2 separate regions of the Homo sapiens genome follow, and region 1 is linked to region 2. Evidence: chromatin loops called from intact Hi-C (ENCODE). Cell type or tissue: heart right ventricle. All regions are shown on one strand. Each heading gives the region's core, and the rest is flanking DNA. Links, peaks and the distances in the headings are about the cores only.

Region 1 (11,415 bases), core at 2,743-7,742, 380 kb after region 2:
CAATATCCTTGATGAACATCAACGCGAAAATCCTCGATAAAATAATGGCAAACTGAATCCAGCAGCACATTAATCCACCACGATCAAGCCGGCTTCATCCCTGGGATGCAAGGATGGTTCAACATATGCAAACCAATAAATGTAATCCATCATATAAACAGAACCAATGACAAAAACCACATGATTATCTCAATAGATGCAGAAAAGCCTTTGATAAAATTCAACACCTCCTAAAAACACTCAATAAACTAGGTCTTGATGGAATTAATCTCAAAATAATAAGAGCTATTTATGACAAACCCACAGCCAATATCATACTGAATGGGCAAAAGCTGGAACCTTTTGAAAAGCAGCACAAGACAAGGTTGTCCTCTCTCACCACTCCTATTCAACATAGTATTGGAAGTTCTGGCCAGGCAATCAGGCAAGAGAAAGAAATAAAGGGTATTCAAATAGGAAGAGAGAAAGTCAAATTGTCTCTGTTTGCAAATGACATGATTTATATTTAGAAAACCCATCATCTCAGCCCCAAAACTCCTTAAGCTGATAAGCAACTTCAGCAAAGTCTCAGGATACAAAATTAATGTGCAAAAATCACAAGCATTCCTATACACCAATAATAGACAAATGGACAGCCAAATCATGAGTGAACTCCCATTCACAATTGCTACAAAGAGAATAAAATACCTAGGAATACAACTTATACGGGATGTGAAGGACCTCTTCAAGGAGAACTACAAACCACTGCTCAAAAAAATAAGAGAGGGCACAAACAAATGGAGAAACATTCCATGCTCATGGATAGGAAGAATCAATAATATGAAAATGGCCATACTGCCCAAAGTAATTTATAGATTCAATGCTATTCCCATCAAGCTACTATTAACTTTCTTCACAGAATTAGAAAAGACTACCTTAAATTTCATATGGAACCGAAAAAGAGCCCATATAGCCAAGACAATCCTAAGCAAAAAGAATAAAGCTGGAAACATCACACTACCTGGCTTCAAACTATATTACAAGCCTACAGTAACCAAAACAGCTTGGTCCTAGTATCAAAATAGATATATAGACCAATGGAACAGAACAGAGGCCTCAGAAATAACACCACACATGTACAACCATCTGATCTTTGACGAACCTGACAAAAACAAGCAATGGGGAAAGGATTCCCTATTTAATAAACGGTGTTAGGAAAACTGGCTAGTCATATGCAGAAAACTGAAATTGGACCCCTTCTTTTTACCTTATACAAAAATTAACTCAAGATGGATTAAAGATTTAAACATAAGACCTAAAACCATAAAAATCCTACAAGAAAACCTAGGCAATACCATTCAGAGCATAGGCATGGGCAAGGACTTCATGTCTAAAACACCAAAAGCAATGGCAACAAAAGCCAAAATTGACAAATGGGATTTAATCGAACTAAAGAGCTTCTGCACAGCTGTTCAGAGTGAACAGGCAACCTACAGAATGGGAGAAAATTTTTGCAAGCCATCCATCTGACAAAGGGCTACAAGGAACTTAAACAAATTTACAAGAAAAAAACAAACAACTCCATCAAAAAGCAGGCAAAGGATATGAACAGACACTTTCCAAAAGAAGACATTTATGCGGCCAACAAACATATGAAGAAAAGCTCATCATCACTGGTCATCAGAGAAATGCAAACCAAAACCACAATGAGATACCATCTCACACCAGTTAGAATGGCGATCATTAAAAAGTCAGGAAGCAACAGATGCTGGAGAGGATGTGGAGAAATAGGAACGCTTTTACACCGTTGGTGGGAGTGTAAATTAGTTCAACCATTGTGGAAGACAGTGTGGCGATTCCTCAAGGATCTAGATCTAGAACTAGAAATACCATTTGACCCAGCAATCCCATTACTGACTATATACCCAAAGGATTATAAATCATTCTACTATAAAGACATATGCACACATATGTTTATTGCAGCACTATTCACAATAGCAAAGACTTGGAACCAACCCAAATGCCCAGCAGTGATAGACTGGATAAAGAAAATGTGGCACATATATACCATGGAATATTATGCAGCTATAAAAAAGGATAAGTTTGTGTCCTTTGCAGGGACATGGATGAAGCTGGAAACCATCATTCTCAGCAAACTAACACAGAAACAGAAAACCAAACACCGCATGTTCTCACTCATAAGTGGGAGTTGAACAATAAGAACATATGGGCACAGGGAGGGGAACATCACACACTGGGGCCTGTCAGCAGGTTGGGGGCAAGGGGAGGGATACCATTAGGAGAATTACCTAATGTAGATGACAGGTTGATGGGTGCAGCCAACCACCATGGCACATGCATACCTATGTAACAAACCTGCACATTCTGCACATGTATCCCAGAACTTAAAGTATAATAATAATAAAAAAACAGTTTTCAACAAATTTAGAGGTTCTTTATGGAAAACTAAGTTTCCTTATTTAGGAAATAATCCTTTGAGGGAAAAATAATACCATGTTCAAAGGATCAACTTCCTCAGGAAGAGAATTTAGAGAAAGTTCTTCTTTCCATATAACAAATCCATGTTTAAATTGCTTTATCAAAAGACAAAGTTCTCACAATTGACTGAATCAAAGCACTCAGATGACAAAATGGCAAATTTTCAGGAGGAAGCCACTCCTCTAGACATGGGAGAATCTCAGAAATAATTGTATTAACCACATTAACTAGTACTAGGTTTTCTGCAATGTTCATGACACCAAAAATGAATAGTCAACTTATTTCTGTCTAAGACAGTTTAGACTAAATTACTTTTTAAGTTTCTTGATTTAACGTGACCAAATATATATATACACATATAAATACACACACACACATATGTAGCATGGTATATGGCATGCTTCTAAATGCAAATTACTCACTTTACCACTGTAAGGAAGAAAGGGTAACACCTTTTCCTCACCCATCACAAGAGTCATGGCCAACAGTCCTATGACAGAAGACAAGTTAGCATGAAAAAAGCACAACAAATTTATTTAGCAAAGTTTTACTTGACACAGGAGCCTTCAGAAATGAAGACCTGAAGACCCAGGAAAATTTTGTACTTGTATGCTAAGTCTGATGAAAGAAGTAAATAGTTATGGAGAAACATGGTTAGAAAGATCTGACCTACTGGTAATCAACTGAGAAGGGAACCTAGGAAGGCCTGTTTGCTCAGATTCTTCTTGGCCTCTATGTAGCATACCTTCTCCCTGAGTATGGGGCACGTCACCCTGGGATGAGAGCCTTATGTCCTACTTTCAAGCAAGGTAGGTTGGAGAATTCTTTTATGACCATGCTTCACACAGAAAGGCAGGGTAAGGTCACAGTGACCTTCTTATTTCTGAGGCCCTCCCAATCTCCTGCAGTTCCAAGTACTTTGGGGTAACATTTTCAAGGCCCCAGTGCCACACTGTTTACCACTTTTGTGCCCAAAGAAAGATACTAATCAACCTATAATTTCTGTAGTATGTTTGATGAGATCAAAAAACAATGGATATGCTTCATAAAACATCATATTCTAATGTAAGTATGATAGCAGTTTTATATATTTACTATAAATATATAACATTTTATTGTATATTTACATTTATTTTACTAATTTATTTGGCATTTGTTTGTTTGTCTTTGTTGTGGTTGTTTTTTCTTTAAGATGGAGTTTCACTTACATCCAGGCTGGAATGCAGTGGCGTGATCTTGGCTCACTGGAACCTCCACCTCCTGGGTTCAAGCAATTCTCGTGCTTCAGCCTCCCGAGTAGCTGGGATTATAGGTACGCTCTTTCATGCCCAGCTAATTTTTGTATTTGTAGTACAGATGGGGTTTTGCCATGTTGGCCAGGCTGGTCTTGAACTCCTGGCCTCAAGTGATCTGCCTGCCTCAGCCTCCCAAAGTGCTGGGATTACAGGTGTGAGCCACCATGCCCAACCTCATTTATTTATTCGTGTGTGTGTGTGTGTGTGTGTGTGTGTGTGTGTGTGTATAACTGCCTAATAGCTTATACCTTAAGAGAGCCTTAAATAGTATAAGAAAGAAAAGATAAACAAAGGGCAAGACTGTCACATCTGTGTGGCTACAAAAGGAAAATATTCCTTACACAGCATATTTCCTACATGATTGACAAAGCTAGCAATCTGCATTCAAAAGCATGTAGCCCATGTACCACAGGCTACATACAGGCTCTCAGGCTAATGATCAGAATAACAATTATGAGTAACTTTTCCCGAATGCTTACTAAGTGCCAGGCACTACACTAAGTGTTGTTTTGTTTTGTTTTGTTTTTGAGACAGAGTCTCACTGTGTCACCCAGGCTGGAGTGCAGTGGTGAGATCTTGGATCACTGCAACCTCCTCCCAGGTTCAAGCGATTCTCCTGCCTCAGCCACCCAAGTAGCTGGGATTACAGGCGTGTACCACCATGCCCAGCTACTTTTTGTGTTTTTAGTAGAGACCGGGTTTCACTATGTTGGCCAGGATGGTCTAAAACTCCTGACCTAAGGTGATCCACCTGCCTCAGCCTCCCAAAGTGCTGGGATGACAGGCATGAGCCACTGTGCCCGGCCTTACACTAAGTGTTTTGCATAATGTTATATGCCTTGTTTAATCCTCATTTTTCGAAGGAGGCTCCTGAGACTCACAGAAGTGAGCTGCACAGAGTCATGTGATTGATAAGTGGTTAAGCTGAGGTTCAAATACAGGCCACTGAATTTCAAACTAAAAACCCACAATCATTCCAGGCACCACCTTAAAGTTCTACTTATAAGGGGCCAGCGAGTGGCACACGGCCCAGGACGAAAAAGTGAGTGAGGATATTCAAACACAAGTCACATCACGACATGGCAAAAACAGAAAAACTTTGATGTTCTCCATCTGTTCTTCAGACAGAGAGCTCAAACATAAGAGAGTAGGGCTCAACTTTAAGACAGAAACTGCCCAGCACCATCTGCAGGTGGATTGCATTGTTTGGGGAGGCAGTCACATGACCCAGATCTGCTTCCTGCCTCTGCTTGCAGAAGTCTAACACTCTGAGGGCTAACACCAATCCTGCTTGCAGGATTCTAACACTCTGAGGCTCCGAGGTTGTTAAAGTCCCTGTCTCCCACACTACCAACCCCACTGTCAGCTTGACCATGAGTGAATGCCTTCACCAATGTATAGAAAGGACCTTGCTAATAGGAAAAAAGATGAGCCTGGAGCCTAAACAGGAAGGCTTTCTCTTCCACGGATTGGAAGCACCGCTAAAGAAGCTGGCTGACTTGTGAGGTTCGGGGATAACGAAGTATGAATGTACAGCTCCGGGTACTGTGCTTGGAGCATATGAAACATGCAACACATGACTAGTGTTGTTATACAGTTTTCATTCCCACAGTCTCTAACAAAATATAGTCATACGTCTTTTTTTAAAAAGACGTGTTGGATTCTAGTGCTGAGAAGAAGAGAAGCTACCACTAATATAGCATGAGAGAGTGGCAGACAGAGAGATCCCTGGGGACCCACATTTTTCAGGGAGAAACCCCAATTCTTTCTGCCCTTCAAGCAGTGGCACACAGCAGAAAGTGAAATCATTCATTGGACAGCTTGATTGGAAACTGTGATTTATATTACAGGGATCTTTTTGCCACAATAGCCTAATCTAAATCAGGCCATTATTTCATACAAGCCATTATTTCATAAAGTTTTACATTTTAACCTGTAACTCAGGTACCAAGTTTCCTCAAGCTACACATTCCCACTCATCAACAATATCATTGGTTTGACATTATACATACAAAAAGAGCAATTTTTTAAGAAAAACAGTTATAAGCTGATACATCATTTTCAACACACCCTATATATAAAGTTGCTGTGTTTCAGAGGTTATTTGGATTATTTTAATCTATTGAAAAAAAAAGCTAACACGACACTTTTGGACAGTTCAGCCTCCTTTTTCTTTGCTTTGATGGTGTTCTTTTCTCCTTTTCTCCCTCTAGTTTTTATCTCTGTTCAAAAGCAAGATTTTAAATCCTGTAAGTAGAAATTGGAACAACTTCTGGGCTTTGCACAGCACCTAGCTAGTTCTTCAGGATATTCTTTGTTCTATTTTTTAACATACATTTTTAAAGGTAATAATAAACTAAACTTTGACCTTTAAAATCTTCAAATAAATCAATCAGCAGAGAAATAACTAGGTAAAGAGCAGAATGGAAAACAATCAAACAAGGCTGGAAAGTCATAGAAAATTCCTAAAATTGTGTGTTTGTATGTGTGTGTGTGTGTGTGTGCATGTTGTTGTTCTTATTGTTCATTTGTATATGTGTGATTTGAGCAACATTTGAGAAAAAAAAAATAAGAAAATGAGGAAACTGGTAGTTGCTTTTGAAGTCATTTTATAAGGCAAATATTTGTAAAGCAAAGGAAAAGAGAAAGGGGTCGTGCAATCAGTGCCATTCCCTGAGCCCCTGCCTGCACCAGTCAGCTCTAGCCTCTGCAGGGCCCTTGTCTGGGCATTGTCCCTTGGGCTCTTTGTTCTTAGTTGCCAGGAGAAAGTGGTCATTGTTTCTCTACTTCTCTTCCTCTTTTTGTTTTTTATTTTTTTCTTCTTCTTCTCTTCCATCTCCTCATCTTTTTCCCTATTCTCCTTCCTTTGCTTTTAAATCCAGTTTGGTATAGAGGTCCTTTCTTGATTTACTTACAACCATGTTTCTTCTCCTGGTACAGATAACTTTCTTTGAACAAAGTATGACCTGTGAATCAAAACTCCTGCTACCAAAGTCCCATGTTGTACCACACTAAAACCTACAATGTCCTCCCTGAAGTTGTTTTCATGGCTCAACGAACATAAGAGCCAAGTCAAAGCCAGACATAAGATGAGTTCATATTTGAGGCTAAGGGAAAATTACTTCTGGGGGAAGTAATGTTTTGGCTTAAATTCACATGAAATATAAATGACTAATATCAAATATTTTGCTGAAGCAGAGATTGATGGAGAAAAGGATGAAGATAGAAAAGGGTGTCAAGCCCTTTAAAAGAAAGGGAGCTCTCAGTAGATGAGAGAAAATTATGCAGAAAACGTAGGCTAGTTCACTGAAGGCCAACTGGGTATGGAGTTCCACTTTGCCTTGAACTTGCTCTACCCTTCAATGTCAGGGTTATGTAAAAGTGTCCAGTTATGGTCATTCAGAATCAGACAGAGCATAAACACCTCTCTCAGAAGAACGGGAAGTGTCTACAGAGCATCATAGAATGCCAGACAGTCTAATGGTCTAATTCAGCCTCACAAAAATGTGGCTTCACTGTCCTACTCTAGGCGGCTATCTGAACTTTTCAGATTAATAATAAGAGCTAAGGAAGTTATTCCATACAGTCTGTGATTGAATCTGTAGTAGAGTTTGTCTGAATTGGCTCGACATCCTTATGAGTTACCTCCCTGTTGACCAAGAAGTCCACAGGCCCACCATCAAAATGCTCACTCACTTTGCCTCTCTCCCTCCCACTTTCTCCTTCCCTCTCTCTCTCTCTCCCCGCCTGCCACCCCACAACATACACCTTAGGTTTGGGTCAGCCAACAACTCGTAACCCCAGCGCAGCTCCTGAAGCCCCAGACAACTACCTTCTCACCTAGGAACTTAGGCAAAGCTGGAATTTCCAAGTTTGTCACAAGACAGTTTGTTGGGTGCATCCCACCCCGTTGCTCCCCTAGCGAATTGCATTTCTCTGTGATGACTTTACTCTTATGGACCTTCTACATTCTCAGGAATTTAATGGCCCTAATTTGCACTAGACCCATCTAACTCCAAAAGTCCATGGCAAGAAGCAATTTGTCATTTGCTGAGAACTCTCTCTAATGTTGCATTTTCTAGGGAAGAAGGTTGGTTGGTTTGTACAATCAAAATTTCTTACTGAGGCTTAGTTGCCTCTTCTAAAATTTTGCTTCCATGGCTATGTTATGGCATTATTCTCAAGGGATTACAAAAGGTCTCCTTATATGCATTTCCTTCAGGAATGTCAATAATCTACTATAGATTTTCTATAAATAATAATAGCCTCACTTTTTGAATGCTTACTATGGATCAGGCACTATACATTTGTCAGATCATTTATGGTCAAAAAAATCCTGTAGCCAGTCCAACTACTATTCCCATTTTACAAATGGTAAAATTGAGACTCAGTGAGCTTGAGATGCTAATTAGTGGAGACATTCTAGGGTATAAACTCAGGCAGTCTAACTTTAGAAGCCTATGAGCTTAAACACTACACTATCATGCCCCATATGTGCTTCTAGCCACTATATAATGCCACTACATAAATCTTTTACAAAAGACTGGGAGCTCCTCCCATGTAATATGTGTGCAGATTTACTCAACTTTACATTCCCGTAGGGCCTGGCATGTAGGAAGATGGCCTGCATAAAAGCCATAAGATGGCCAGGAGAGAAACATGAAGTCTCCCTGGTTGGTACACAGAACATTCTCCCACACCTTCCTATTATATGATCTGTGTTCATGGCTAGCAACAGTGCCCTAGGAAACATAAGCTAAACAAGACCCTGCAGTGTCACTTGGAATAAATGAAAGTTCCTTTCTTCATCTCTGGACTTTACAATGGGGCAGTTCCCAAACTTCCCAAACAGAATTGCTGTCTCAGCACATTTTCCCCAAGCCCACACTCTAACTTCTTAAAGAGAACCAGGCTTGAGGCAGAAATGAGAGCTCTCCTTTCTTGACTCCCCTAAATCCCTATCCTTGCAGTCTGTTCTGGCTCCAAACGTGAGCAGTGCTCACTCTGGCCATTTCTGAGGCCCAGGTGAATTTTACCCACAAAGGAAACGATTGTGTTACCCCATCCATATCAGTAAGGGTGATCTATGTTGTTATTCAGTTGGCTACTTCTGGCGATGGCGCTTTTAAACGTGACTAGCACCCCTTTAGATAATTTCAAATGTATTTGGAATGTAACATAACAGAACACATTGTGTAAAACTGTGCATAGCAAAACCATTTCTCCAACAGCGATTTCAGTGGACCAGAGTCTGCTTCTTTCAGAAGCCCCCTGGATGCCTTAAGAATATTTGTCTCATTATCCCCATTATTTTCCCCTCCAGGGAACCGTCCCTAATAAACTTTGCTATGTCTCTTGTCCTGGCTAGTTTTAGTATGAGCCAGGGGAAAGATTTCAGAAAAGCAAGAGTTCTTTTCTGCCTGGGCTTGCAAAATTGTCTTTTGCTGCAGATGCATCTGTTAGTAATGATTGAGACAATCTGTGCAGCATAAGAGAACTTGTTGAGAGATGACTCTAAAAAGATCCTCTTCCAATAAATGTTTAACTTCTTAGTACCTTTTCATGACAGCAGGATCATGAATTTAACGTCCCCAGAAGATGAGATGATGTCTTCTCACTTGGCATGACCATCTTAAAGTAATGCTTATACCTTGGAACCAGAGGTCCTTGAGAACTTCAGGGGCCCCAAAACTATAAATATTACCCGAAAGGATACTTCAGGTTCAAGTACCATTCCCAAGTTCTGGCCCTCTCTGATAAGCTCAGGATAATTGAATTTAGTAAAGATGATCATTGAGAGGACTGGAATCCCTCAGCCTTCTTCACGTGGCCAAGAAGACCTCAAGTCTAAAATCAAATTTTCAGGAGGCTGAGAACATCAGAAAACTATTAGTTCTCTAACCCACTTCTTCTCTTATCATCTTTTTGCCTCTGTCTGGAAATGAAATCAGCATGGTTTCCATCCAGAGATTTAGAGTAGTCTGGGTATAATACCAGGCCCAATGGGCCCAAGAGAAAACCGGAGTCATCTTCGGGTATCCCATTTCCCTCGTAGCTTTATTTGTCAACACAACACATTAGCTGATAAGGTAAGTTCACTCTACTCAAGCAGGGATTACAGACTCTGAGGAGTACAAGGTGACATGCAGGAGGACAAGAAGCACAGGAAAACCCATGGTACATTTTCCTGGAGTGCCAATAGAAGAGGAAATGGCACTATTTTTGGAGCATTACAAACTAGAGTAAAACGCAAACTTGTAGTAAAACGCAAAATTCATGGACTTTCAAAATAAAACTTAAAACTGCAAATACATTTTGAGTTTGAGGCATGAGCTTCCCACTCCTTGCCTAGATCTCAGGGGGACACAATGTTTGTTTTCCTCCTCCATTAGGGGTGCTTTGATGGGTATTTGAGAAAAACTGTCCATATGTACCTCTCCCAGGGCTATTGACATTTTAACAAGGTACTCGTATTGAAAAAAAAAAAAACTGTTACAAAAAAAAAAAAAACAGAATTAAAGAAAAAGTAAAAAATGAAAGAAGTGTTTACAGGAGTCTTCATATAGTTATGGCATTACAGTTGGCTCCTCATATCTACGGGTTTGCATCTTCAGACTCAACCATGGATTGAAAATATTCCAAAAAATTAAACAAAATTAAAAAAAACAATAAAAATTACAAATTTAAAACAATATTGTATAACAACTATTTACATAGCATTTACATTATATTCAGTATTATAAGCAATCTGAAGATGATTTAAAGTAGACAGGGGGATGCATGTAGGTTATAGGCAAATACTACACCATTTTATATAAGGGACGTGGGCATCCATGGATTTTGGTACCTGTGGGGGTCCTGGAACCTACAACTATGACAGTAGTCCTCAATACACCTCATTTTATTTAAAGGTAGAATCTGAGGTCCAGAAAGGTTTGGTAATTTGTCCAACATCACATAACCCTAGGTGGCAAAGCCAAGACGCAATGAGCAGAAATAGTGAAGTAAGAAGGGCCTTGGCTAGCCCCCTCACATCATTGCCCACAGACAGCCATCTGCTCCACCCCGTGAAAGGGCCACTGGATCTGCCCCCAGATGCTGTGTCGCTGCAGCTTTCCGGGCCTGTCCTGTGGAGGATGCTTCCCACCGCACCAACAGCACAACAGCAGCCTCCCAGACCCAGGAAGGGAGAGTCAGCTTAAGGTTATTCTCTCAGCATACATCTCTGTTGAACTTCAGTGATCCCTCCAGCCTGGCTGGGGATAGTTTTGTCGAGACAGACATGTTACTCTTCGCCAATAGAAAGGAGGTCCTTGAAGGGATTGTATGGAAATTAGAAAAATGAGCGACCTGAGGATGCACGACTATTTTGGTCCTAATCTCTCGTTCTCTCTGTGTGTCTCGCTCAGAGCCTGATTCCCAAATCTACCACTCTGTTTCTTCCTCAGTTTCTATTTATTTCTGTCGCTGTTTGTTTTCTTTCTACTCTCTTCCCCCCTCTTCTTCTTATATTTTCTCTTTATTTGATTTGAAAAAATTATCATTTGTAACAAGCCTGAGGCTATAAGCATCACAATATGTAATTAAAATACGTAAAGCAAGTGACAGCTTTAGTACATTGCTTGGAGTTTTGTTGCATATT
Region 2 (11,415 bases), core at 1,227-6,226:
TGGTTATCAGTGTTCATCTAGCTTGGGTTTTATCTCCAAGGCTATTTTAAAAATAATTCAGACCTCTGAGTACTATGGGAGCTCTGATCTACAAAGTTTAATTCATGTCTAGAGATGGAGCTCATGGGCAAATAAAGTCAGAAGAGAATAGAGAGAAACTCAGTTAATCAATCAGCTTGCCTGAAACCTCCCACATGGATTTTTCCAGATTTCAGGATGTGATCATAGCTTCCTTGAGGGGCTTCGCCTGTCTCTGGGGGAATAGGATACTGGGACACATGACACATTTTTTACTGCTTCTGGAAGTTTTTTTACTTCCTGTGAAAGAATCCTAAGAACAGGGATAGAAAGATGGTGAATGACCACACTGATCTTTCTAAGAATGTTTTCAGCTTCGTGGTGGAAAATGATATTTGGCTGGGAAAACTTCACAGCTGATGCTACTAATGCATTCTTGAGAGTATCCTGTTTGTAGTTTGGTTAGGTCTGGGATTTGATTTCATCCTACTTTAAAGCTAAGAAGTTAGTTTGTTAATGCTTCATGTATGTTAGTAGAAGGCAAGAAACTCCCAGTCAGAGTCAAAGGACACTATTTCCCAAAGCACATGAAGCAGCATGAGCATCAGCATATTTACAGGGATTCCTCCTTCTCCCAAGCACCAAGAGGATGATGCAAAGAGCCCAGATGCCACGTGCACATGCAGCGAGTTGTGCAACCGAGAGAAACACTAAACTTTGGAATTCACTGCTTCTACAGCAAGCAATAAGCAAGCCTGATCTTATCCCAGAAGAAGACATGTCCCCATCACTCAAGGTTGCTTGCTTACTGCAAATAAAACTGAGAAATGGCCCAGGTAAAAGTGGTCAGGGCCTTGCATCCTTGGCCCAGCTAGGAAGATGTGCAGGAGAAAAAGAGGTTCTAAAGGACTGTCTCCCAGTAGGTTTTATGTGCCAGTTTGAATCCTATGAAATTGCTGCTTTTGTGGGTCAACAAAATTCAAGTATTGGTGATTTTACATGGTTCAATTTAAGATTCTCTCAGTGCTAATCAAAGTATGTTTATAATGCCTCCTTTTTTATTTTTAGGAAGTTTGACTATTCTGCCTTTTCTGTTACTATTTCTGTCTTTCCACCAAACTCTATCAGTGCTTTTTCCATAACTATTCCTACAAAGGATCTAGATCTTCTTGACTTACAGGTGAATTTAGAGTTTAAAATGATGCAAAATAATAAATGCAGGTGATATACAAGCTTCTAGCTCTAGGGTTTTTTTTTTTTTTACAGCACTGTCAAAGTGAGTTATATTTTTGTTTTCACTATGTATGACCAAGCTCCTATTTCTCTTCCTTATGCAGTTTATCAGTCTCCTGATATGTTATTAAAAATATATTCTTTACACCACCCCAGTATTATTCATATCTTATGTATATCATTTGAATCTGGTATAAATTTATTATGTCACTAAGAGAAGCCCACTGCCCAAGAACATAAAATTGCAGTACTAAATACAGAGTTTAAAAAAAAACTATTAATAATTATTAATTTATTTTATGATGTGCAGCGATTGAAATATTTTATGTGTATTATCTTGTGTGAAGATGTTACCAGAAAGTCCCAATCCAGACCCCAAGAGAGGGTTCCTGGATCTCACGCAAGAAAGAATTTAGGGCAAGTCCATAGAGTAAAGTGAAAGCAAGTTTATTAAGAAAGTGAAGGAACAAAAGAATGGCTACTCCATAGACAGAGCAGCCCCAAAGACTGCTGGTTGCCCATTTTTATGGTTATTTCTTGATGATATGCTAAACAAGGGGTGGATTATTCATGCCTCCCCTTTTTAGACCATGTAGGGTACCTTCCTGATGTTGCTATGGCATTTGTAAACTGTCATGGTGCTGGTGGGAGTATAGCAGTGAGGACGACCAGCGGTCACTCTCGTCGCCATCTTGGTTTTGGTGGGTTTTGGCTAGCTTCTTTATTGCAACCTGTTTTATTAGCAAGGTCTTTATGACCTGTACCTTGTGCAGACCTCCTATCTCATCCTGTGACTTAGAATGCCTTAACCTTCTGGGAATGCAGCCCAGTAGGTCTCAGCCTTATTTTACTCAGACCCTATTCAAGATGGAGTTGCTCTGGTTCACACACCTCTGACAATACTCATAAGAATCTTGAGTTAGATATTTTATTTATTTGATGAAGAAACTGAGACAGAGAGGTTAAGAATATGCCCACCCACGGGCACACGTTTGTTTGTTTGTTTGTTTTTAGAGACAGGATCTCACTCTATTGCCCCAGGCTAGAGTGCAGTAGCACAATCATAGCCCGCTGCAGCCTCAAACCCTTGGGCTCAAGTGATCCTCCATCCTCAGCCTCCTGAGTAGCTGTGACTGTAGGTGCACACCACCACATGTGGCTAATTTTTTATTTTTTTGTAGAGACAGCTATGTTGCCCAGGCTGGTCTTGAACTCCTGGCCTCAAGCAATCCTCCTACCTCAGCCTCCCAAAGTGCTGGGATTACAGGCGTGAGCCACTGCACCCGGCTGATAACACTGTTCTTAATGATTGATTAATTTTATTGGAATAGGGATTTTCCAGTTTTAGGATGTCAGAAGTACTCTCTAATGGATACTGCCAGTGCTTTGCCAAAACTCCTTCAGGTAACTTCTCCTGCATCGCTCTCCATCTTTGACGTGTTTTTGCCTCCAATGGCTCATACTCATGACTTTTTCCAGTGGCTACCCTTGAGCTACTGCATGTACTTTGCCTGCAGCTACAGGGAGTTAGAAGTGTGTGACAGTGACACCTGTTAGAAGAAAATCTTTAGTCAGATTAAAGTTAACAGATTTTAAGTGAGCAAGGAATGATTCACGAATCAGGCAGACTCCTGAGCTAGAGTAGGCTCAGAGAGACTCTGGCAAAGTCACATAGTGGAAAAAGATTTATAGACAGAAAAAGGAAAGTGACATATAGAAAACCCAAAGTGAGGTACAGAAACAGTCAGATTGGTTACAGCATGTCCTTTGCCTTATTTGAACACAGTTTGAACAGTTGGCCCCCTTTGATTGGCCAAAACTCTGTGATTGGCACAAGAGTAGGTTACAGTCTGTTTATACCTCCATTTAGGTTATGGCTCACTATGTACAAAGAAACCTTTAGGATGAACTTAAAATATGTAAGAAAGCAGCTTTAGGCTAAACTTGATTTAATACATCCACCACCAGAAACCCCCAGTCTCTGCTTAGAGGGTAACGGATGAGTCCAGGGGTGTGAAAGCCCAGTTCTCTTGCAGTGGGAAGTGTAACTATTTCCAGAGATAGTGTGGGATAAGGTTAAACTTACTCTCCAAAGAACTTGCCTTGAGGTTGCACCCTTGCTTGGCTTCCTCCCTTTCTTTGTCTTGCTTCCTCACTCCCGTACTAGTTTATTTTGGGAGTACCTCCTTAATAAATCACTTATGCATGACTCCTCACATCTGGACCTGCCTCTAGGGAACCCAATGTAATTGTCAGTGTTTTAGAATTATTACCAAAACATCATAAGTTTTTAATTTCCTAAAATAACCTTTAATACAAGTATTACTATTATTCAATATTCAGAATATGCCTGGAGATTACAAATGTTGTATGAATCTATTTTGAATATTTTCTCATTCTAGAATATGAAGTCTTCTTCCAGATAAGACTTTCATTTCAGCATAACATATATTTTTAGTTGAACCTCTTGTTGAAGGCACAGTAAAAAAAAGATTAGTCTTTATGGACTTGTAAATTTTAAAGTATTTGGTGTTATGATAAGACTTTATGAGAAAATAATAGCCACTTATTATAGTTTTCCACTCTACTGTAATCAAGACTGCATAGTCTTTTCTCAGCTACTCTGAAAAAGGACTTTTATTTCTGTCTCAGGATTTATTCATTTAAAATAATTAAAAAATAAAGCTCCAAAGAGCTTTAATGCTGAGTGTATTAAGTCTTATCCTGCCAACATGTTCCTTTCCTACAGAGCTCTTATTATGTTTTTGCTGAGGATTTAAGAAAAAGAAAAACATTTTTGAAAGTCAGCTCCAAAATGATGCTTCCAATAAAAGATGAACAGTGTCCTTTTTATTTACATAGATGGTGCAAAAGCAACCACAGAGACACAAAGGAGGCAAAGAGTAATGTGTCTTCCCATTATGAGTTTGAACCCACAAAAACCCAGTTGACTAGATAGAGGATCTTGAGAAGGTGAGGTGTAAAGTCAGGTTAGGATCAGGTGGTTGAAGAGCCTGAATGCCAGACCAGAGTCTAAACATTCTCCCTATAGGCTGTGGTGAGTACTAGCAGAAGTAGTAAAGCAGTAAAGAGGCAGAGGGAGTAAAGAGTAAGGATTACTCTGGAAGGATGATCTAAGGTGAAATAATTAGAGGGAAGAAGTCAGGAAAAACAGTTCAGAAAATATTATGCTGGGCATGTAACCACCCAATGGGTTCATTTTGCCCCCTGCCTAGATAGAGCTCCTTTACCAAGACAGGGGAATTACAATAGAGAAAGAGCTTAATATACATAGAGCTGGCTAAACGGGAAATGGGAGTTTTATTATTACTCAAAGCAGCCACCCTGAAAATTTGGAGGCTAGAGTTTTTCAAGGATAGTTTGGGAGGCAGGAGGCTAGGACAAGGGGAATGCTGATTGGTTGGGCATGCAATCATAGGGGTATGGAAAATGGCCCCCACGTGCTGAGTCTACTTCTGGGTGGGGGCCACAGAGGAGTCACTAGTCCAGGTGAGGCATCATCAGAAATGCAAAAGCCTGAAAAGACATCTCGAAGGGCCAATCTTAAGTTTTACAATAGAGGTGTTATTTACAGAAGTAATTGGGGAAGTTGAAAACCTTACGACCTTCAAAATAATGGCTGGTAATCTAAGGCCTACATCTTAGCATAAATCAGGCCCCTCATACTCCTAATATGGTGGCCTTCCATTAGTTTTACAAAGGTGGTTTAGTTGGGGAAGGGCTATTATCATTTAAACTATAAACTAAATTTTTCCCAAAGTTAGCTTGGCCCAGGAATGACCAAGGGCATTTTGGAAGTTAAAGGCAAGATGGAGTTAGTTAGATGAAACCCCTTTCACTGCCATAATTTTCTCACTATTATGATTTTTGCCAAGGTGGTTTCATACACACATGAATTGAATAACAACTAAGTTGAGTTGGTGGCCACAGAAATTTCCATTCTTTCCCCACAAAGGGACAGAAATCAGAGAGGTTATTCAGAAGGATTCAAGTATTATAAGATCATGAGAACTTGTCTTCAATCATCTTTGTTTCATCCCTGAGAAAGTATAATAATGCTGAAAATTGACTTATAGACCTACAGAAGCCAGAAGGGAAGCAGAATGGAAAAATGAGGAGCCATGTGTTTTCAGATAGGAAATAGGAAATGCAGAATTGTCACGCTGAGGTGTCAGTTGAAATTCAGGGTTAGTTTTCAATCTTATAGTCAGGTGTTGAGTCACATGCAACCTTCATTTCAAGCTCATATTTCAAACCTCATTCAATATGGAAACTTGAAAAAGCTTTTAAAAAATTAAAAACTATAATCTCCATCAGTTTCCTCTTAGACATACGCTAATTCACCCTATGGCATTTCCTTTATAATTAGGTTTGCAAGTCTATCACTTTAAAGGTTGACTATTTTCTCAAAGGCTGTTGCTTCAAAGATTTGTTGTGCAGGAGAATTCTTATTTCAAATAAAAATTTACCTTGAAGCATAAAATATAAGTCAGATAAAAACAGAACTGCTCTGATTTGGGAAGGCTGGGTAATGGGTCTAAAGATACTACCTGTCCCCCAATTTCCCTGCAGACCTGAAGCACTTACTACTCAAATTGTGGTCCAGGGCCAGTGGCATTAGTTTTAGATGAAAGCTTGCTCAAAAATCAAATTTTTCAACATCAGAACTTGCATTTAACAAAATCCCTAGGTAATTTGATGCTCTTGAAAATTTAGGTAGCACAGCTTTAGAGTGCAGACATCACCTGGAAAGTTTGTTAAAACACAGATTCTTGTCCATATCAATAGATCAGTGGTAGAGCATGAGAGTCTGCATGTTTAACAAGCTCCCAGGTGATGCTGATATTGCTGGTCCTCAGACTACTGCACATCAAGTGGCAAGAAGCTAGAGTAGTGATTCTCCACTGTTAGTGGGCATCAAAATCATCTGGAAGGCTTGTTAAAACCTGAGCTGGTGGGTTCCATCTCCCCATCAGAGTTTCTGATTCAGCAGTGGGACAGAAGGCGGGAATGTGGAGAATCTTCATATCTAACAAGTTCCCAGGCAATGTTGATGCTGTTTCTCTGGGGAACGCAATAGAGCATTTGGCTCATAATTAGGAAAAGTTGCCACTAGGTAAGCAGAGGTATCTTGATTTAGTTTTCGAATAAAAAGAAGTAAAATACAAAAGAAAGACAAAAGTTTCTGCCCTTAAGGATCTTAGAGTCTAGTTCAAAATGCAGAAAAGTAAACAAACACCTCACAAAATGGTAAGTACTAAAATGAAGAGCACGTGCAAGCAACTAGCGGAGAAGAGCCATTAACTCAACCTCTGTGGGGCGGGCATAGGAGCGGGCTAGGGAAGGGTTCATTAGTTTTCTTAGAATGTGAGAAAAACTTGGAAGTAGTCTGATTGCTTAAATGATCTGCACTCTGTACAAGACACAATCTTCAATTTGAGATCCTGATAATAGCCATGGACATACCAGTTAATTTTACATTTGTAATTAAAAATAATCTCAGCATCTTTTATGAGGCAGGATGCGGTAGTTGGGGAGGAGTGTTGAGAATCAGGGGTTTGCAGCAGAAGCAATGGAGAAGGGGCTAAACCTGAACATGCCCTCCCTCAGAGTGGGGAAGAGGCTGGAATTAAATCATAGTCAAGAAACAACCAGCCAGGCGCGGTGGCTCACGCCTGTAATCTCAGCACTTTGGGAGGCCGAGGCGGGCAGATCACGAGGTCAGGAGATCGAGACCATCCTGGCTAACACGGTGAAACCCCATCGCTACTAAAAATACAAAAAATTAGCTGGGCGTGGTGGTGGGCGCCTGTAGTCCCAGCTATACAGGAGACTGAGGAAGGAGAATGGCGTGAACCTGGGAGGCAGCGCTTGCAGTGAGCCAAGATTGCACCACTGCACTCCAGCCTGGGCAACAGAGCCAGACTCTGTCTCAAAAAAAAAAAAAAAAAAAAAAAGAAATAACCTGGATGTCTCTGGCTCTTTACTTCTCAGAAAGTCAAGCATCTGATGTTAGCTCCTGTTCCCAAATTCATTGGTTCATATAACTAAAAGATCTGAAGGGAGTTCAAGAATAAAAGAATCCAGAGATTCCAAAGATGTTATCAGAGTTTAATGAGTTTCCCTATTTTAATTTTGCATCAGATCTTTTTCTGTTGGTTTTATTGAAGCAGGCTCTTTCCATGTGAGAGCAAAATGCAACCCCTGCTCTTATTGTCCTTCCGCCCATCCCCTGCAGCTCTAGTCCTGGATCCTATCCTCTCCACAACCCTGGAAAAAAAGTGTTTCTCTTTTGTAGTGATTCCAGTACAATTCCCAAAGAGGGACTGAATGGGCCTCCATGAGTCAAGAAGTTGGAATATGCTGTTGTCCCAGCCCAGGTCACATGTTCACTCATAGACCAGCTTCCCAAACCACGTAGGTTGAGATAGGAAATAAAATCAGGCCGCTTATGTTGGAAGAAGAGTGAGTAGACACTGGTCAGTTAAAAAGCAACAACTGGCTGGGTGCGGTGGCTCACGCCTGTAATCCCAACACTTTGGGAGGCCAAGGTGGGTGGATCGCCTGAGGTCAGGAGTTCGAGACCAGACTGGCTAACATGGTGAAATCCTGTTTCTACTAAAAATACAAAAAACTAGCCGGGCGTGGTGGCAAGTGCCTGTAATCCCAGCTACTTGGGAGGCTGAGGCAGGAGAATCGCTTGAACCTGGGAGGCAGAGGTTGCAGTGAGCCGAGATTGCACCATTGCACTCCAGCTTGGGCAACAAGAGCGAACCTCCATCTCAAGAAAAAAAAAAAAGCAACAGCTTCCCCCTAACCCAGAAAAAGCACAGGGCCTTTCTACAAGTCTCAGAGTTCACCCTAGCAGATTCTAAGTGTCATATTCTCAAAAAGAAGGTAAAATCATTTATTTCTCAACTATGTGCTGGGCATACATTCAAAATTAGGTTCAGGATTCCCCAGAGCAAAGCCAAAGTCCATTCTACTCACTGTGTCTGCTTAATTGTAGCAACCATGCCTCTGTGCCCTTACACAAAATCTTCAGGAATCTATTTTCATGAACCATTCCCAGGATTCAGGTAAGTGAGAGACACTCTAGGGAAGCGTTAACATCAAAAACTCTGAAGCCATATTGCCCAGGTAAAGCTCCGCCCAGTCACTTCATGGCTGTGTACCTGGGCAAGTCGCAGAACATGTTTGTGTCTCAACTGCCTCATTGATAAACTGTGGATAAGAGGACCTACCTTACACTGCTGTTGGGGAGATTAGGTAGGTTAACGTTTGTAAAGTGCTTTGAATGATGATTTTCCATGACAGAGTGACTTGTCCACCCTAGACCACCTACTCTAATCACAATGTAAGAGCTTAGTAAATATTAGGAGTTAAGACTATTAATACTAATGATACTGTCAGAAAATGTGGTGTCTGATGCTCCTGCCACAAGAAAGCCTATGTTCCCAAATCACTTTCATTAGGGTTTTTCTCTAGGGCTAAATACAGAGAGCATGTCCAAACAGGTGCTATGGCAGAACCCTGATTCAGCTTTGTTTTCCCGGAGCTGAGCTGAAGCAAGGTGTTATCTGAGCTTTTCAGATGTGTGTCTCTGAAGGTCCAGGATTTTCAAAAGATGAACGTTTAAATCTACTTTCAGTGTGAGGCCAGGGAACAGAAGAGAAGTGGAAATATCCTTGGCCATTTCTTGTAGGTGCCCAACCCAGGGATCTGCTTATTGCAAATATTCCTGTGGCCCCTCCTTTCTCCCCAAATTAACCAGGATGCCCAAAACTTGAACCCAGGCTTGCAAAGAAAACTAGCTACAAGAGGCATTTTTAATTAAGTGCTGTTAAGATCACTTTGGCAGTGGTGATGGGGTTTCACAGATATTATTAAATAATAGAAAAAATGTGTATACATTTTTCTGGAAGAAGCATACAGACATTTTCACATTTTAAAAATATTTTTCAAAGAGTCTGTAACCCCCCTTTCAAAAGATAAGAACTGCTGACTCAGAGGGATACTAGTTGAATTTAAGCAATTCAGGTAATTAACTGAAATCAATCAATTCAATTAATGAGAATATGTTCTTATTTGCCTGATAATCATATTTTTGTTATTTTAAAGGAAAGCTGTTGATAGAGAAATGTTATCCCATTATTTTTCATGATGATGGGACTGATATCTCCCCAGATGTATTTTTGCTTTTCTAGCCAAAACCTGACAGCTAGCCTCCTCTAGTCAGCAGGGTTGCTTCGAAGACACAGTTGTGTGTGCTGGTCTTCATTTGCTGTGAGTCTAAATGGAAACCTATAGGTGCTTTTCTGTGTCTTTGGTGTTTTCTGAAAATATCTCATTAGACATCTCAACATGCTGGTAAGGTGGAATCTCAAACAATCACCACATAGCAATAGGGCCGAAGAACTCAGGGCTTCCTCCACTCCAACACTCTGCCTGTGCATGTGACTTCTGCTCCAAGTCCTTGGTCCAGTCCTTAACCCATTTATGCCTGAGGTTGCAATTTTTTGAATTTTTGCCATCAGACCTTGGCAATGACCTTGAGCAGTGGGATATAAATAACTTCCACATGGTTAGCGTTGCAATAATGGAACGCTAGGCATAATGATGTAAATAATGTTGGCACTTCTTCCAGAGATCCCGAGGGCAGGATCCTACTGGTGCCAGGCACTCATTTACAGTAAGCAGCGTCTGTTACCAGCCTCAGGAGCAGAAGGTGAGAGTAATGATCACGGATCTCTGCACCAGTGGCTTCCCCAACCTAGTTACTTGTTTGTAATTAAGATGACAATGCAGCCGGGTGCGGTGGCTCATGCCTGTAATCCCAGCTCTTTGGGAGGCTGAGGCGGGCAGATCACTTGAGGTCAGGATTGGAGACCGGCCTGGCCAACATGGTGAAACCCTTTCTCTACCAAAAATATAAAAGATGAGCCAGGTGAGCCAGGTGTGGTGGCTCATGCCTGTAATCTCAGCTACTCGGGAGGCTGAAGCAGTAGAATCGCTTGAACCCAGGAGGTGGAGGTTGTAATAAGCCGAGATCATGCCACTGTACTCCAGTCTGGGCGACAGAGCGAGGCTCTGTCTCCAAAAAAAAGAAAAAAAGAAAAGACAATGCAACACATTTTCACTTCCTTCAGGAATTAGTACATTCCAATTTGAAGGGACAGGAGAAGATGGCTAGGTGTGCCCAGATCTTGGATTCTAAAGACAGAAGGCCATGAACAAGTGCTTGTTTTCTGGTTGGTGGCATTGGAGGAAGGATGATAGCAGGCGCCGCACACAGAGGGTTTTCCAGGAGGTGGCAGTGCGCCCTAAGGCTGGATCTTGGCTGTGCCTGCCTTGTGTATCAACCAAAGAATATTGTAATTGAGACATAACATTATAATGCATTCCAGACCACACAGCTACTCGAGTGTCACCTCAAAATGCTTCTTACTAGTTTCAAAGTCACTGTAACCAGGGTAGGGAGCTGGAAGCGAGGTAGAGGGTGGGAAGAAATGGGAGGGAGCTCTTGGAGACAAATCCGGCAGCGACACTTAGCATTGCTGTGAATGGAGTTTCAATACCATCAGACCAGGAGATACCCTGATGCATATTTACAACTGCTCCCACGTTCACCTCTGAAGACCAATAAAAGAAACTGAAGGACTCATATTGTCTCCATTTTAATTCCCAGGTTTACAAGAAATATTTCATTATTCTAATTCACAGGGAAATAAAGCATCTTCCCTTTTTAAATGAAAGGTCTCCTTGTTCAGGGTGAAGAGCAAATCAAATCAGTCTCTCCCCTGAGAGGTAAGGTTGGCCCCAGATACCAGACTGTGAGGTGAATGGCCACGTGTGGATGATGGTGATGGGAGGAGGGAGGAGAAAAAAGAACACTGGGTGTTGACCAGATCGTGCGTGTGAAACACACATAAGAGATGTATTCACACGGAGTCCATCACAGGCAGGGCAGATTGACTCTGTAATTTCCAATGCCTGACAATGACATCTCGGGACAGACTAAGTGATGGAGGAATAAGAGGGAGGCTAGGCAGGTGTCTTTCCCCTGCAATAGGCTGTTGGCTGGGGTGCTGGTTTACGCAGGCACATTTACAGAAATGAAAGAGCTGGATAAGATCAGAGCAA

The links. A loop is a pair of places that touch in the nucleus more often than their neighbours do. Peaks named below come from ENCODE experiments on the same cell type or tissue, not always from the same donor. Only the 100,000 strongest peaks of a DNase experiment are listed, where the experiment ranks them.
Region 1: a loop joins it to region 2, with 2.4 times the contacts of the local background. A loop is called at or near these places in 18 of 110 quality-filtered maps.

The regions. Positions count from the first base shown.
Region 1 is chr2:207,348,168-207,359,582 of GRCh38, forward strand. LOC105373851 (a long non-coding RNA gene) reads left to right here. Exons shown (of 4, transcript XR_923809.3): 4 at 3,671-10,352. Among named protein-coding and RNA genes, the nearest start is that of MIR1302-4, 84 kb to the left of the region's middle. In heart right ventricle, for the core only: a CTCF peak has its summit at 4,949 (motif pointing left); no DNase peak of the experiment used is centred there.
Region 2 is chr2:206,971,328-206,982,742 of GRCh38, forward strand. No RefSeq gene overlaps it. Among named protein-coding and RNA genes, the nearest start is that of CPO, 38 kb to the left of the region's middle. RefSeq lists a silencer at 10,511-10,660. In heart right ventricle, for the core only: no CTCF peak of the experiment used is centred there; no DNase peak of the experiment used is centred there.